2 separate regions of the Homo sapiens genome follow, and region 2 is linked to region 1. A link is an interaction called in ENCODE POLR2A ChIA-PET data of the cell type or tissue named here. Cell type or tissue: A673. All regions are shown on one strand. Each heading gives the region's core, and the rest is flanking DNA. Links, peaks and the distances in the headings are about the cores only.

Evidence for each region. ChIA-PET counts read pairs that join two places held together with the same protein. Peaks named below come from ENCODE experiments on the same cell type or tissue, not always from the same donor. Only the 100,000 strongest peaks of a DNase experiment are listed, where the experiment ranks them.
Region 2: POLR2A ChIA-PET joins it to region 1 with 21 read pairs; 8 of 35 experiments call an interaction of 5 or more read pairs at or near these places.

Annotation. Positions count from the first base shown.
Region 1 is chr5:62,583,625-62,591,966 of GRCh38, reverse strand. It overlaps IPO11 (importin 11), which reads right to left. Exons shown (of 30, transcript NM_016338.5): 28 at 295-390. IPO11-LRRC70 (IPO11-LRRC70 readthrough) reads right to left here. Exons shown (of 4, transcript NR_073584.1): 2 at 295-390. Among named protein-coding and RNA genes, the nearest start is that of LRRC70, 9.0 kb to the right of the region's middle. In A673, for the core only: a CTCF peak has its summit at 2,247; no DNase peak of the experiment used is centred there; H3K27ac peaks cover 644 bases.
Region 2 is chr5:62,534,839-62,543,180 of GRCh38, reverse strand. IPO11 (importin 11) reads right to left here. Exons shown (of 30, transcript NM_016338.5): 23 at 6,400-6,479; 24 at 5,892-5,972. Among named protein-coding and RNA genes, the nearest start is that of IPO11-LRRC70, 40 kb to the left of the region's middle. In A673, for the core only: no CTCF peak of the experiment used is centred there; a DNase peak (open chromatin) is centred at 4,380.

The DNA of each region.
Region 1 (8,342 bases), core at 216-8,215:
AAGGCAAGAGAATCACTTGAACCTGGGAGGCGGAGGTTGCGGTTAGCTGAGATCGCACCACTGCACTCCATCTTGGACCACAAGAGTGAAACTCCGTCTCAATAAATAAATAAATAAGGTGATACCAAGATCAAACAATAAATATTACAAGCAAAATAACAAAAACGTTTCTGTATAAAAGAGAAATTATAAAACTTTCATACTGTGCTTATAGAGTGATGGTGAAAAAAATCATGCAGCATGTATTTAATTATCCCCCAAGTCCAATTATGATTAATTAAATAATGCACCTACTCTTTATAAGTTCCTGTTTCAGGATCTTCCGTCATGACATCATGCAGGCCTTCTACTGAAATGTTTATAATCCCACAGAATTTATCTTGGATAACACTAGAATAAAAGAAAAGCAAAACAGGTTAACTGGAATACTAGATTAATTCTTTTTGTTTTTTTTTTCCTAAACATCTTCTCGAACATGAAGAGAAATTTCAGCTGTGAAATACAAAAGAAACTTTCAAAATCTATTTCTTATAACAAAAAGTTTATCTTTGCCTATAACATCACAAAATTCTTTTTCACTAATTAGTATGTTTAAATACTAGATGGATAGATTCGATAGTAAAGGAATATTTTAATATTCTTAGATTTATAACAGTCTTATGTTACTTATATAACTACAAAGATAAAGACATAGAGTATTGACAAGTAAAAATTTCTGCTCTTCTAATGACACTGTGAAGAAAAAAGACATGCCAAATTCTGGAAGAAAATATTTGTAAAACAAGTATCTGGTAATGGACTTGAATCTAGGATGTAAAAAGAACTCTGAAAACACAATAAGATGAAAAATAATTTCAATTTAAAATAGGCATCAGGTGCAGTGGTGCAAGCCTATAGTCCTAGCTACTTGGGAGGCTGTGGCAGGAGAATCTCTTGAGGCCAGGAGTTCAAGACTGCAGTGCAATATGATCACACTTGGGAACAGCCACTGCTCTCCAGCCTGGACAACACAGAGAGACCTGTCTCTTAAAAGAAACAGAACAAAAACATTTTTTTTTAAAAAGGCAAAAACATGAACAGACATTTCACCAAAGAAGATACACAGATGGCATGTGAGCATCCTAAAAGGATGCTCAAAATCATTAGGCATTAGGGAAATTCAAATTAAATTGCAATGAAATTTTAAAAAATTTAGTGTTTTTTAAATTTTTATACATTAAGGAGGTAAATCTATAAAAGTGCAGACTTTACAGACTTTTATAACGTCCAAGAAGGAAAACAGGCAGGCAGTAACACAGACAAAATTTTCAATTAACTTTTCAAAATAGTTATCTAAGCTAAAATTAATGATGCAACACTTTTTAATAATAGCAATCCCAAGACAGAAATGAATCACAACCTTAATCACCTTAGAATTTTCTCAGATCCAACCAGACCATAATTACGCTATTTATACATGGTACCTAATTAATATTTAAAGTCATTCTTGCATTATTACATTTTAAATACAGGAAGTAGGTCAAGTTAGGGTAATTTAAGAGACTAAACAAGTTTTTAGGCACTAAAACCCACAACCAAATAAAATATTCCCTTAACTGTATTTATCTGCTTATATCATCCAACAGGGTTAAGTAAAGAACAACAATTTATTGAAATAGCCAAAGGAAGAAACAAGCCCTGATTTATTAGTTTTAATCCAGAATTTCTACAACAGTAGAGACTGTAACAGTGGTAACATTAAAAAAAAATAGTTTTCCACTTTCCCTACCAGAGGAGGAAGAGCTGACAACTGGAACAGCCCCTGAGCAAGGAACAAACTTAGCTGAAAGCTGCTACAATTGGCAAGTAATAAAGACTGAGATGGTGGAGTGTCCCCACAGCTGCTAGCGGCTAAAGCCAAGACTGAAATCCAGAACTTTATACTGACCAAACCCAGAAGGCAGTGCTCCAGGCTTGACTGGAGACGACTTCGACCTTACTGTGCTGAGAAACTGCTTTCAGAGGGCTTCCACTGAGCCCACAGCTCATCTTTTGGAAGAAGTCATCTCTAGCTACTCTCAGTTTCTAGGCTTCCCAGGACTCCCGTCAGCCTACCGCAATGCAGCTTTTGACCCTACTACTCCATGGACAGATGACATCAATTTTTGAATCTAGGGGCCACACTTCAGTCTATCTCATGAGATATCTCTGCTGGGTGGACACCATTGGTCTCCCCCTCTTCTGGTCACTCTTGTTCTCTGGCACAGACTTCTCCTCTAGGGGGCCCTTCAGCATCATTATTGCCCAGGGCAGTAAAAAGAACCACATAAGGGAGTATGATTGTTGGTGAGGAGCCAAGATCACTCCACATCAGAAGAGATGGTAGCAGCCTGAAATGGTTTGGTGGACATGGGAATAAAGAGAAAGGGGTAGGTTTGACAGATGTTTAATGGGTAAGCATCACAGGATTTGGCAACTAATTTGGCTATGAAAGATAAATGGGAGGAAAGAGTCTAGGATGACTGTTGGGTTTCATCTTGGGTGGGTGACTTGACTAGGTTGGTGACTTCGGCTCAATCCAATAGGGGATACAAAGAGAGCAAAGACATAAGAAGGAAGATGATGAAAGTGGTATCCCAGAAGATGAGAGGGTGACCAACATCACCAAAAGTCAAGTAATCAGATAAATCAGGTTCTAAGCTGAGGAAGGGGAGTGACAATTCTTTCAAGAAGCTTGTCCAGGGAGGGAAACAATAGGGTAATAACTAGAGGGAGTGCAGGGTTGAAGGGGTGTTTTTTGGCTGAGGGAAATGGACCAGTAGAGGCTGAACAGCTGAAAGTACAGGTGCCAAAGGGGTGGCTGAAGGAGCAGGATCCCAGAGATGGGATGAAGTGGGATCATAACAGAGGCAGGGCTAAACACAAGGATATCTTCGTACATGAGGCAGCAGGACACAGATGTACACACTCCCTTGGAGGCACACAGTGGGAAGCAGAAGTTCCTGCATTTTGAATTTTCCTCCCTCTGTGAATTAGAAGGTGAGGTTATGTATTAGGCACGTGGGTGAGTAAGCAGTTGGAGCCAAGTGGTCAATGTTTGTAATAGAGGGCCTTGACCAAAGACAAAAAGATTGCTCAATGGCAGTGAGGTCCAACTGCAGTTGAATGCCCTAGATTTGTAACAGCCCCGATCTGTACACTTCTATCATTTTTAGTTGCTATATTTTACACCCTAAGCAGATATACATATGGAGAAATTGAGTCAGGCAATTCAGGCTTGGAAGCTTGCAAAGCTGGTAGAGTTTGAGGATGCGGGGTTTAAAGAGCTGAGGGTATGAATGAGAAGTCTGAGTTGACCACAGGGCATCTGTTGGGTCAGGTAGAGAATGGGGTTAAAAGTGGAAAAAACAAACGAAAGAAAACCCCATAACACCAAGTGCAAACATCAAAGTTTATGCCAGGCATGGCGGCTCACGCCTATAATTCCAGCACTTCGGGAGGCTGAGGTGGAAGAGTCACTTAAAGCCAGGAGTTCAAGACTAGCCTAGGCAACAAAGTGAGACCCTTGTCTCTACAAAAAAGAAGAAAATTAGCTGGGGGCAGTGGTGCACGCCTGTAGTCCCAGCTACTCAGTCCCAGCTGAGATATAAAGATGATCGCTTGAGGCCAGGAGTTCAAGGCTGCAGTGAACCATGATGGCACCACTACACTCCAGCATGGGTGACAAAGCAAGACACTGTACATTAAAAAAAAAAAAAAGTTTAGTGGTAGAGAGTAAGAAAACTGGAAAATGTGAAGTTATAATAAGACAGGATATTAGAGTTTTGAGCATGATCACAAGGGAGGAATGTGTGGTTGAAGTGGAAGTGCATACAGATTTGAAAAACATCAAGTCCAACTGTAAGGCCATGCTTGAAAACATTCAGGGTGGCAGAATTTGGGATGAAGACTGCAAAGCAGATTCGAGGCCTCAGTGACTCCTGCATAGTGATTGTGAAATTGCTAGAGAACACACAGAGCTGGTGAAGTAACCAGATGGCAGAGGCCTTCTGATCCCTCCCAGACCTCATGAAAGTGGCTGAAACTGTGGTCAGCATCAGGGCCTCAAATTGTCGCTCCACCAGTGACTAGCTACACGGCCTTGGGCAAGTCAATTTAACCTCTCTGTGCCTCACTTGCCTTATCAGTAACATGGAGGCATAATAGTATCCACAAGGAAAGTGCTTATAACAAGGCCTGCCACATGTACCAGAGCACTACTTAAATGTCAGCATCATCACCATTTCTCATTTGAACAATGAGGGGGTTAACAGTCTCTAAATCTCTTAAACTTTTTCATGTCAGTATCCTTTTACATTCTTAAAAATTGTTAAAGATACCAAAGAACTTTTTAAAGAATGTATTATAACTCAATATTTTTTATATTAGAAAACTGGGAAAATACTTTAAAAATACTTATTCACTTAAAAATGTAATAAACCCATTACCTAGTTAAAAAAAAAAAGTTTTCCCCTATAGATATTTTCCAGGATACAGCCTGCAAATACTTTTGTCGTTTAAATGGAAACATACATCCTTTCTACACAGTAATTCTGCATGGTCATGGAAAAGTATATTAATAAATCTAGCTCCCCTGAAAAATACTGGCAAGAAAATAAGCTAAAAAACCATAGTGGAAATTCACTATCTTAAAGTGAAAGTTGAATTTTTTTTGCATTCAATAATGATCCTTACAAAGGCTTTTATCTACTAAACCATTCCCCTGCTTACCTGTCTTTTCATTTTTTGAGTGCACACACACACACAGCAGTGTCGCCCTCCTCCAACAAAACCATTATCTTCAAGACTACAAGGAATAACTAAAAGGATCTATATGTCATGGCATGAGAAGAAACTGCCATCCTGTGTGATTTTGCTATAAAAAACAATGCCCAATGAAGACATACTAAGCTTCCATGAAAAGGAGATGATTAAGGGCTGGTACAGAACTGTCTGGAAAAAAAAAAAATTCAGCTGAATAAAAACACTTGGTTTGAATAGTTACTTAAAAAGTCACTTGACAGAATTATTTTTTTCAAGTGATAAAAGGAATTTATCAGAGAATTGGTAATTATGGAGCTAGCACCATTGTAGATATCGGAAACTGATGAAAATAAAGCTATACATAATTACAAGGTAATCATGAATATATATATATATATATATATATATATATATATTTTTTTTTTTTTTTTTGGAGACTGAGTTTTGCTCTTGTTGCCCAGGCTGGGGTGCAATGGCGTGATCTCAGCTCACCACAATCTCCACCTCCTGGGTTCAAATGATTCTCCTGCCTCAGCCTCCTGAGTAGCTGGGAATACACGCATGTGCCACCATGCTCAGCTAATTCTGTATTTTTAGTAGAGATGGGGTTTCTTCATGTCCGTCAGGCTGGTCTCGAACTCCCGACCTCAGGTGATGAAGATATATTTTAAGAACAAATCAAAAAGGCCAACTCTGTTCATGTTACCAAAGTTATTTGAAAAGGTAATTGTAGCTTGGGATTAAATTCCTGGAAAAGTCTTGTATGCCACACAGCTCAGATCAAAATGAAGATAAAATACTCTGGAAAACAGTGTTACATGATCAAAGGGAATTTTGACTGATAATGATGAAGACACCAATGTCAAAGTTTGCAAGAAGCATTTGAATAACATTGTATCATGAATAAAAGAAAAAATATTTCTAAAGCAAAATTTCACATTTAAAAATACATATGTGTAATTAAACTAACAACTTCATATAAACACGTTTACTGTTTTGTTACAGCTTTCTAATAATAATGTATTACAGTTGACCAAAAAACTTTATGCTCAATGACCTTTCTCTAAGCTCTGTAACCCTAAGTACACTGGCATCTTTCTCATTCACTCTTGGCACTCTCACAATCATCTCAAAATTAAGAGATCCAACACCAAACTTATGAGTGCCTCCCCAACAAAAACAAGGAAACCAAAAACAGAGAATCAAAACCAGGTTCTCTTCCTGTTTTCCTTATCTGAGTAAAAAGCATCTCTATCAACCCAGTGACTCATGCTAGAAACCAGGAATTCAGTTTTGACCTTCCTTCTCATTTACCCTTCCATTTACTCAATTCATCAACAAATTCTGTCAAATTTATCTCTGAAATTTTTCCTTGTTTCTACTCCTCTATATTCCTACTATTAACACTGTGCAACAAGCCAATTTTGTCTTGAGTTTAAACTACTGCCTACCTTTCCAAAACAAGGAAACTTCCACTCCTGACTTCCTCTAATCTGTTCTCTATACGGCACACTAGAAGGCTTTTACAAAATCTAGTATCTTTTCCTTGCTTTAAAGCAAAAGTTTATACCTTTCAGTAACTTTCCATTACACTTAAAAATCCAAACCCTTAATCCTAGTTTACTCAGCCCTATATATGACCTGGTTCCTGCCCAGCTCTCTGACCTTACCTAGCCTCACATTGTTCTCCACCTTCACAGGCTATCTTTGATTAACACTTTCTAGTTTCCGGGCTTTCACAGGGGGCTTTCCATCTGCTAGGAATTGTATGGCCTGGATTTACCTGGTCAGTAGCATTTATAATAAGACTACAAATACAACAACAACACTGCAGGTATGGTCCTGATTCTAGACAATGGTGTTAAAGGATGCTTTCATAGATGAGAAGCAGGTAACTGAGGATAAGGGAGTTTTGAAAGCCAAAGCTTGAGGAAACTGCACTACAACATAAAAACGTTTGCTCCTCAGAGTCTCAGACAAAAATACCAACTTATGTATTAAGTTGTGTATCATAGAAAATATATGGAAAAAAGCAATAAGGTTGCCCAAAGCCAAAGATACATACTAACAACAGGCTAGGGTTTATGTGCATGTACCGAAAACTCCACAGACATGGAAGAAATGGAGACCAAAGAAAACAGGAAGACAACATATATACGTAAGGTCTCCACATTATTCAGGATAAGAAAACTACCTTCTACTAAATTAAAATGTCCTCTATCACAAGGTATCTTGGAATTGAGTCAGAAGCAATGAAACAAGGCACATCTGGGCCAGCAGCAGGTGTACTATACATTCTTCTCTCTCATACTGCTTTCTCCAACATTTCTCTTTTAACCTACCAGGCTTCCCACATTAAAAGTGTGCGGCCACACAAGCTTATCAGCTTCAGCAAAGTGATGACCAGTGGTAGTGGGCACTTAAAAAAAAAAAACAAAAACAAAAAACAAAACAAAAAAAGCTATGCTTCAGACAGTACAGCACTAGTATAGAAAAAAAAAATGCCTATTACCTTGTTACTATTGCTGTGACCTGCTCCTATTTCCTTTTTTTTTTTTTTTTTTTTTTTTTTGAGGCACAGTTTTGCTCTGTCATCCAGGCTGGAGTGCAGTGGTGTGATCACAGCTCACAGCAACCTCCTCCCGCTGGGCTCAAGCAATCCTCACACCTCAGCCTCCTGAGTAGCTAGGACTACGGGCACAGGCCACCACACCCAGATTTATTTTTTATTTTTATTTTTGGTATTTTTGGTAGAGATGGGGTTTCACCATATTGCCCAGGCTGGTCTCGAATTCCTGAGCTCAAGTGATCCACCTTCCTCAGCCTTCCAAAAGTGCTGGGATCACTGGTGTGAATCACCGTGCCCAGCCTCTCCTATCTCCTGATCACTACTATTGAAGTCTCTGTCCCATCACCACTGAAGCCCTCATCAATAGCTTGACACCAAACGTATCTACTCCACTGACAGGAAGAGGTTGAGAGTAAGTTCTCAGTTTTACATCCCAGAAATAAGAGATATGTTTTTAAAATTCCACATTGGAATTATAAATTTAAAAGTTATATGCTTTTAATTTATAGTTTATAAATAAATACTATTGATTTCTAATATTGGTCATTTGTTATGAGGGGAAAACAAATTACTTTCGATATGCCCTGCAACTTTAATTACAATTTGTAATACTCAATGGAAAAAATGGATTCTATTCTTCCTCAGACACAGTCACATTAAATTAGAGCCTATTTTTGGGTGCTCTAATCAAGAACTTTTAATAAATGGTAGAGATAAGAACCTGTAGTAAATGGTAGAGAAATACAGAAATCTTAAGAAAGGTGAGCTTCCTTAGCTATATTAATTTAGAATATCATTTAGTTTTAACTTAGGGCTGCTCAAAATGTGAAACAATGAAATACAGAAATTGTACCCAAGAAAATTATTATGCCTGTAACACTTCAATTATACCTTAAATAAGTTTTTTAACTGTACAACTACCAAACAACGGTGAAATATGAGCTGGCTAACATTTTTCAAGGGGGTAGCTACTTACTCCAGCTCTCTTTTG
Region 2 (8,342 bases), core at 199-8,198, 49 kb after region 1:
TGCATACAAAGTGATTAAACGCATGGATCCTAAAGTCAAAATGCTTGTGTTATATCATGGTTCCAATGCTTACTGAGTGGCCTTGAAAAAATTATTCACCACTTTGTGATTTAATTTCTCATCTGTAAGACTGGGGAAAAGAGCAGTACTATCATTATATGTTTATGTAAGGATTAAATAACATCTATGTTTTACATGCTTAGAATATGTAGCATATGTTAAATGCTAGTATGAGCTATTATTATTACACAATAAGTTACACCTTAAAAATATTTGTGTCATCTTAAGTCTAATCACAGTGAAAAAAAGAAACTTGGCTTAACATTGCTTAATATGACCATGACCAGAATGAGAATTCAAAAAGTCATAGTAGTACGGCTGTAATATTGACAAATTTCAAATATGAGAAATGTTAACAATTTAGAGTATTTTATAATTACATTCCTCTAGATAACATGTTCAGTCACAAAATAAAGTAAAGCGTATCCTTTGCTCTACACCATTTGCTCCAAAAGCAGGCATACTGGTCTCTCTATCCAATTTTCCTAACATTGTAACTTTCTGCTTCAAAGAACAAAGAAATTACTTGCAGACACTGTCAAAAATTAGTATAACAATGACATTTAGTAAAAAATATATTTAAAATGTTATATAACATACTATATTAAGAAATGGTATGAGAGATACTAAAAACGAAAATGAGCTAATATTAAAAACTATTGTTATTGCTATACTAGAACTCTAAGAACAGGAAAACGCCAAAAATTTTGAGTTTGCCCAGCCTTCAAATATAGCAGTAAAATGAAAGCACTATTGTCCTAAAATATTCCTTAACATAAAAATATAATTTATTCATAATGAACATATTTAGGATTTAACATCCATTTATTAAATAATAAAATCTAGTTTCTGAGATTTTTAAACCAAACATACAGATTTAGCTACAGCAATATTCGTATAAAAATACCATCTTAAACACATACTATCAGATTCTCAATTTTTCATTCTTTTTCTTTTTTTGAGGTTGTGGTGAGCCGAGATCACGCCATTGCACTCCAGCCTGGGCAACAAGAGCGTAACTCCATCTTAAAAAAATAAAAAAATAAAAAAAATAAAAAGAAATAAAAAAGAGAGATGCAGTCTTGTCATGTTGTGCAGAAGGCTGGAATCAAACTCCTCAGCTTAAGTGATTTTATAACCTCAGTCTCTGAAGTAGATAGGATTAAAGGCAAACACCACCATCTCTGGCTCCAAATTTGTTAATTCAAGTATCTGTATCCTAATCATAACCTACTGTTGGCATACTTACAGAGAAATTGCCTTAATCTGTAACATATTAAACGTTACAAAAATAATGACTACATATTTGACTATAGATTTTTGATATGCAGTAAGTTAGTTTGGAATTTTCAATAATAAAAATGTTTAAAAAGATTGTGTTATTCTGAGCAGCCAAAAAAAATAAAATAAAATACAATTAATTTTCTTCTTTTTTTTTTTGAAACAGGGTCTCACTCTATTGTCTAGGCTGGAGTATAGTGGCACAATCTCAGCTCACTGCAGCCTCCAACCCCCAGGCTCAAGAGATCCTCCCACCTCAGACTCCTGAGTAGCTAGGATTACAGGCACACACCACCATGCTCAGCTAATTTTTGTATTTTTTTGTAAAGACGGGGCCTCACCATGTTGCTCAGGCTAGTCTCAAACTCCTGAGATCAAGTGATCCGCCTGCCTCAGCCTCCCAAGGTGTTAGGATTACAGGCGTGAGCCACCACGCCTGGTCAAAATACAATTTTTTTTTTTTTTTTTGAGACAGCGTTTCGCTCTTGTTGCCCAGGCTGAAGTGCAATGGCGTCATCTCGGCTCACCACAACCTCTGCCTCCCGGGTTCAAGCGATCACCCTGCCTCAGCCTCCCAAGTAGCTGGGATTACAGGCATGTGGCACCATGCCCGGCTAATTTTGTATTTTTAGTAGAGACAGGGTTTCTCCATGTTGGTCAGGCTGGTCTCAAACTCCCAACCTCAGGTGATCCGCCCACCTCAGCCTCCCAAAGTGCTGGGATTACAGGCCTGAGCCACGGCACCTGGCGACCAAAATACAATTATTAATTATTTTAAAGAGCCAGCTGAAATATGCAGTTCTTGCTAATAATATACCATCATTGTATAAACAACTTGCTTAGTTTTAAAAGTAAATTTAATTAATGTACTTAAGTATTTATTTCAAATAAATGGTCAAAGAGTAAAGTGGAACAACTTGGTTTGTTTCTCTACAGCCAAATTATTTTGCCTAAAATTATAGTAGCCTATTTCCCCCCATAGAGAGACTAAATAATGAGACAGCTATATATTACATAAAAACAGCCAGCTCTTATATTCACTTATTACATGCTTGGCATTGCTATAACTGTTTATATATATAAGCTCAAGTATTCCTCACATCAACTCTAGGAAGTAGGTAAAGTTATCATCCCCATGTTACAGATGGAAAATGAGGAACAAAGACTAATCTGTCCACATCACATAGCTGTGAAGTAGCAGAGCCAATGTTCTAACCCTGGAAGTCTCCCTTCAGTGTGTAGTCTTACCTGCTATGCTACGCTCCCTCTAATAATGTGGTAAGAGTATAATTAAAAACAAGTAGAATCACAATGGCCATTCCAAATAATCCACAAGTTGTCTTTCAACAATTACTTTAACAATATTGTTGCAGAAAAGCCAAAAGAGGGGGATGGGGGTAAGGTCAATTCAAATTTGGTCTGGGAAGTGTTTAAATGTGAGAAATCACCTCTTTTCTTAATCACTTAGAATACATATATTACAATTTAACATGGAGAATTTCAGGTACTGCCTATTACAGAATAAAAATCATTTAGTATCACTCCTCATCTAATAACTGAGGAAAATGAAGACCAAAGTATACTCAGGAGCCATAAAAGTAGCAGGGCAGCATACGCAAACCAAGGGACTGGTCAAGCAGAGAATCCCAAATGGATCCTCAGTATAGTCGAGATCACATCTTCAACATAAAAATTATGGATTCCTTGTCTTTCAAGTCACTTACTATATATGTATTCAGAGCAAACAGAGCACACATTTACTGAACTTTGGATAATGGAGAAGCTCAGTATAATAGAGGAGAAAGGTTAAAACAGGCATACATACAGAAAAAAATCTGTAAAGACAATAATATCAAAATGACATGGCAATTTTCACTTGTTTTAATCACTCCCACATCACCAATCACTTTTTCCTCAAATAGTCAGAATTAAGTCCAACGTATTAATTCCTTACTTCCTCTTACCTCCAGAGAAGAATTTATCACCAAAGCAAAAGCTGAAGCTGAAATTGTATAAGACTGAGTTCCTTAATATACTTATATTGCCACTGTGTCAGTTTAATAAAGGCATAAATGCAATAAAAATTCATAAAGGCATTTTAGTAAGCAACATGTTTGATGTTACTTGTAAGCTTTGGAGCTAGGAGAATACTTTGAAATTAATAATAAATGTGGATTAATAGACTAGTCCAATAAACCAGGCCTCAAGTATCCAGGGTCTCAACAAGCCACAAGCACAGATTACTGTTATTACAAGTCCTTTAGAGCCCACATGATTCTTTGGTAACAGTGGCTTATATTCTCACCCTTTAGTAAACCCCTTGCTCTAAAAAAGAAACTAATAAGCTAAAAAATTAAAGCCAAAGAGTTCTGCCGTATCCCAGATGTAATCAAGGTAAGATGAAGATATTAGGGAATGCCCTTAATCAATTATGACTTTTGTCCCTGCAACAACAAAAACAAAACAGAGACACAGACAGATACCAGGAGAACATCATGTGACAGCGGAAGCACAGATGGCAGGATTACGTATCTACAAACCAAGGAACGCAAAAGACTGCCTGCAATCACCAGAAGGTAAGAGAAAGGCTTGGAACAGATTCTCCCCCTAGACCCTTCAGAAAGAGCAAGGCCCTGCAAACACTGATTTTTTTAATTATATAATTAACATAAGTATTATAAAGAAACTCTTGTTTTAAGCCACCAAGGTTGTGGTATTTTGTTACAGCATCCCTAGGAAACTAATACAGTCCTTACTGATCTCCTTAAGCTCCTTCCTTTTCTCATCAATCTATAATTTAATACTTCAATAATCTGGCAGATGACCCTTCCAATTTACAGACACAAAAATACGTTTTAAATGTTAGTTTTAAAATGTAAATCCCCATGCTCAGCAGACAATCCTAACAGCATTTCTCTCCTTACTCCTGTTCACTTCACTGCAGTACTTAACACTATATTCGCCTGATTCATGCTAGCAGAGTTACGACAGTGAATAAAAACACAGTCATGCACCACTTATCAACAGGGATATGTTCTGGGAAATGTGTCATTAGGCGATTTCACTGTTGTGCAAACGTCATAGACTGTGCTTACGCAAATCTAGATGGTATCTTACTGGTTAATGTATGAGTCAATTTTCATACTGCTATAAAGAACTGCCTGAGACTGGGTAATTTATAAAGGAAAGAGGTTTAATTGAGTCACAGTTCAGCATAGCTGGGGAGGCCTCAGGAAACTTACAATCAAGGCAGAAGGTGAAAGGGAGGCAAGGCATCTTCTTCACAGGGCAGCAGGAAGAAGTGCTGAGCGAAGCGGGAGGAGGCCCTTATAAAACAATCAGATCTCGTGAGGACTCACTATCATGAGAACAACATGGGGAAAACCATCCCCAGGATTCCCTTGACTCAGGAGACCAGGTAGAGATAACTAATCAGGGGGCAGTAATCCCTACAATCCCCTTGATCATGGGGTGATTTGGGTGGGGACACAAAGCCTAACCATATCAGTTATGAAGTAAGACTTCATTATCTGTGCAAACTTTTACTCACTTAGATCCTAAAGTACACTTTGGATTCTTGCTGCAGTTACTCTGATTACCTAAGTGCACTTCTGTAAGCAAACCTCTTTGGGTAACCTCTTTCATTTCACTGGGAGGAAGTGAAATCATTTTTAGGCTCTAAAGCAATGCCACGATTTTCACACCATAATGCTACTTTGTTGTGATAGAAATTCAGCTCTCATATCTTAGAACATAGCTGAGAACCTCAACACTAAAAATAAAGGTACTTTTTTTTAATCAATTTTATATTTATTTTATTATACTTTAGGTTCCAGGGTACATGTGCACAACGTGCAGGTTTGTTACGTATGTATACATGTGCTGTGTTGGTTTGCTGCACCCAAATAGGGGTACTTTTAACAGCTACACCTTCTCTCAAAGTCCATACATAAAGATATTTTAATATATTTCTACATACATTTATGTTTATATGTAAATATATACATTTAATACTATTTATATCTTTAATAGACAGGTATAATATATAAAGATAATATACAACTTAGAGACTGTTAGTTCATAATTACAGAATATCAACAAACGTGGTATTCTAATTTTGATAGCCAACTTAAATTAAAGCTATCAAATTATAACGTGAAAACTTTGTCCCAACAGCAGACTAACAAAATGAAAGAATAAGAAGTATCAGATATCACATCACTGGATAATTTACAAGAGTTTTTAAATCCTTACTACCCAAAGTGAGGTCTCAAGATAGGCAACATCCCAATCAGTTCAGACCTTGTTAGAAATCCAGAATTGAATTTTTATAAGATGTCCAGTTGATCTCTTGCCTGTTGAAGGTGTATGCACCTTCAGATTTGAGACCTCTGGTCCACAGGTATTAAACCAACTGAAAACTGCCAAAATAGCCTGTCTAGAACTATATCAACTCTTCTCCTTCTTGCGAACCATCCAAATGAAAGTCCAATTTCATAAAATATAAATGAAAAATTCATAAATATATTCATTTAAAATGATCACAATACCTTGAGCACCTGAACTTGACCTTCTGTAGTAATTTCCTTTAAAAGTTCACAAAAGGACTGGCATAGACCTACTGCGTATGTCTGAAATTCAATTAAAAGTCAATATATGTAAGAATATATCTGTAATATCAAAAAGGCATAAAATTTCATTTGGGATTCATTATAATATACTTGAGAATTATACACTAATGGTCTAAGCATATCAAATTTCAATCAGAACGCTTAGGAAAAGTTAAAAAAGATTATGCCAAATAAAAATATAGATTATTGATACACTGATTTTCATAGGAATATAAAAAAAATTTGTTGACATAGCACATTTTCTGCATTGAGAAAGGAACTGCATGCAGCACATCTGCCCTGCAATGGGAAATGCTCACAGTCAATGTTTCTCTGTCTTAAAATAACAGACCAATCTTAAAATTTTGAAAACGTACCCCCTGATTTCAAATAATAATCAAAATAATAATTATATAATTTCATATAATGCAAAAGTACTCCAACATACCTGTAAAAATTCTGTTGATGATAAAAAGATATAACCATTGATGATCTTAAAGCAAGTTCTAAGATTTTCTGAACTTAGTTCTGCCAAAACAATAAATGTCAAACAAAAAACCAAATTAATTCACTGCTCAAAATTAGTTTAAATGAAGTGATTCATAGTTATTTAAAACTAATTTGCATACTCTAGAAACCTCTTCCGAGTACTATCAAGACTACCAGTATCTACAGATATCTAAAAACTGGCATCACTAGGACTTAAAGGGTACAGTCACCAATGATCACGCCACTGCACTCTAGGGTGGGCAAAAGAGTGAGACCCTGTCTCAATGAATGAATAAATGAATGAATGAATGAATGAATGAATGAATACTGGTATCAACCCAAAGCTTAATGCTACCTCATTTGCTTTTCACTGGGTGAAACATTCAGAAAAAAGCCAAGCTCCCCATATATTTTCCTTTCAGAAAAAAAAACCACCTAACTATTTGACCCAACCTTTCATTTCAAAATAAATTTTTACTGCTAGCATGGCATACTACATGAAACTGAATCATTTTACCATCATATTTTGACATCTGCTTAAATGGGTTCACTCAGTGAACATTTACTGAGTGTTACTGCACTTGCACTAAATATGCGATATTACTTCTCAACAGAGTCCTGATCACACTCCAAAAAAATTATATTATGTTTAGATATTTTCAATCTTTCAGTTTTTATCAGAAAAGGATATCGTTTTTAGCTATTCCTTTGCAAGTGCAGAGTAGAAACTATTTGTTAAAACTGAATATGATCAAAAGTTGACACTGTGCTATTTTACATGTTTCACTACTTAAAATAATAATACAAAGGAATACAGGCTGTACGTGTAAAATTATACAGATTAAAATATGACCCCAAAATATCATCGATGCCTAAAACCTGCCATTCTTTGCTGCAAGTATTTTAGAAATTATATTCACTCAAAATAAGACAAATTATTTTTTCTTAATTTCTGGCAAAAGATTAGCCCCTGTGTTCTTATCTATCATATCTTAATAAAAAGAAGACATTCTATTCAGATGTGAATTTTCCATTTATTTTCACAAAAGAATGACAATCCTACCCTGTCTCAAAATGTCTCTGAAGGCATTAGTTCCTAAACTTTAGGATTTGACAGTTTTAAAAAATGAGGATAAGAAGGGGACAGGAAATGATAAACTTATTACTAGTTACTAATCTAAAAGACATAAAAAAACCAAAAACTGTCATCTAAGTATCTTTTTACAAAAGAAGATAAAAATCTCAGGATAAAGGGGGCCTTTATATTAGATAAAGCTATCATTATGAAAAATTCACATTATCCTTTTCTCCTCAAGGAGAAAGCCTGGACTCGTGCATACTTTTTTTGTAGACCAACAATGAACAGCAGACTGGCCATCGCCATGAAAAGTAGGGCCAAGGGTCTATATTTAAGAGAGAACTGAGAATGGCTTCATTCCAGACGTATCAGGGAATATAATTTTGAAATCATTGCCAAGTATAATTTTATCAAAATCAATGTTTAAAAAAAAACCAACATTTAAGAAGACTTGATATAAAAAGAAAAGAGCCCGTCTCTTCCTACAGATATTTAAAAACTATTCCTGGATCGTTCTATACAAATTAGGTCACTTCACACTGCTTTCCATGCCTCTGCCATGCCCAGGATGGCACTGACAAAATTTTCTTGGGCATGTTATCATCATCAAATAAATAAATAAATAAATAAATAAATAAATAAATATTAATATTATACATAGCCTTAAAATTAACAAATTTATCTGTTTTAAGGTACTGGACACTGTTCATTACATCCACAAGTTCCTAGTGAGACTCTAAAGAAAAATTTTCTAGTCCTAATACCAAGAAGTTATACTTCAATCATGCAATAGATAGGTATTTACTTTCAGATACTGAGTAATT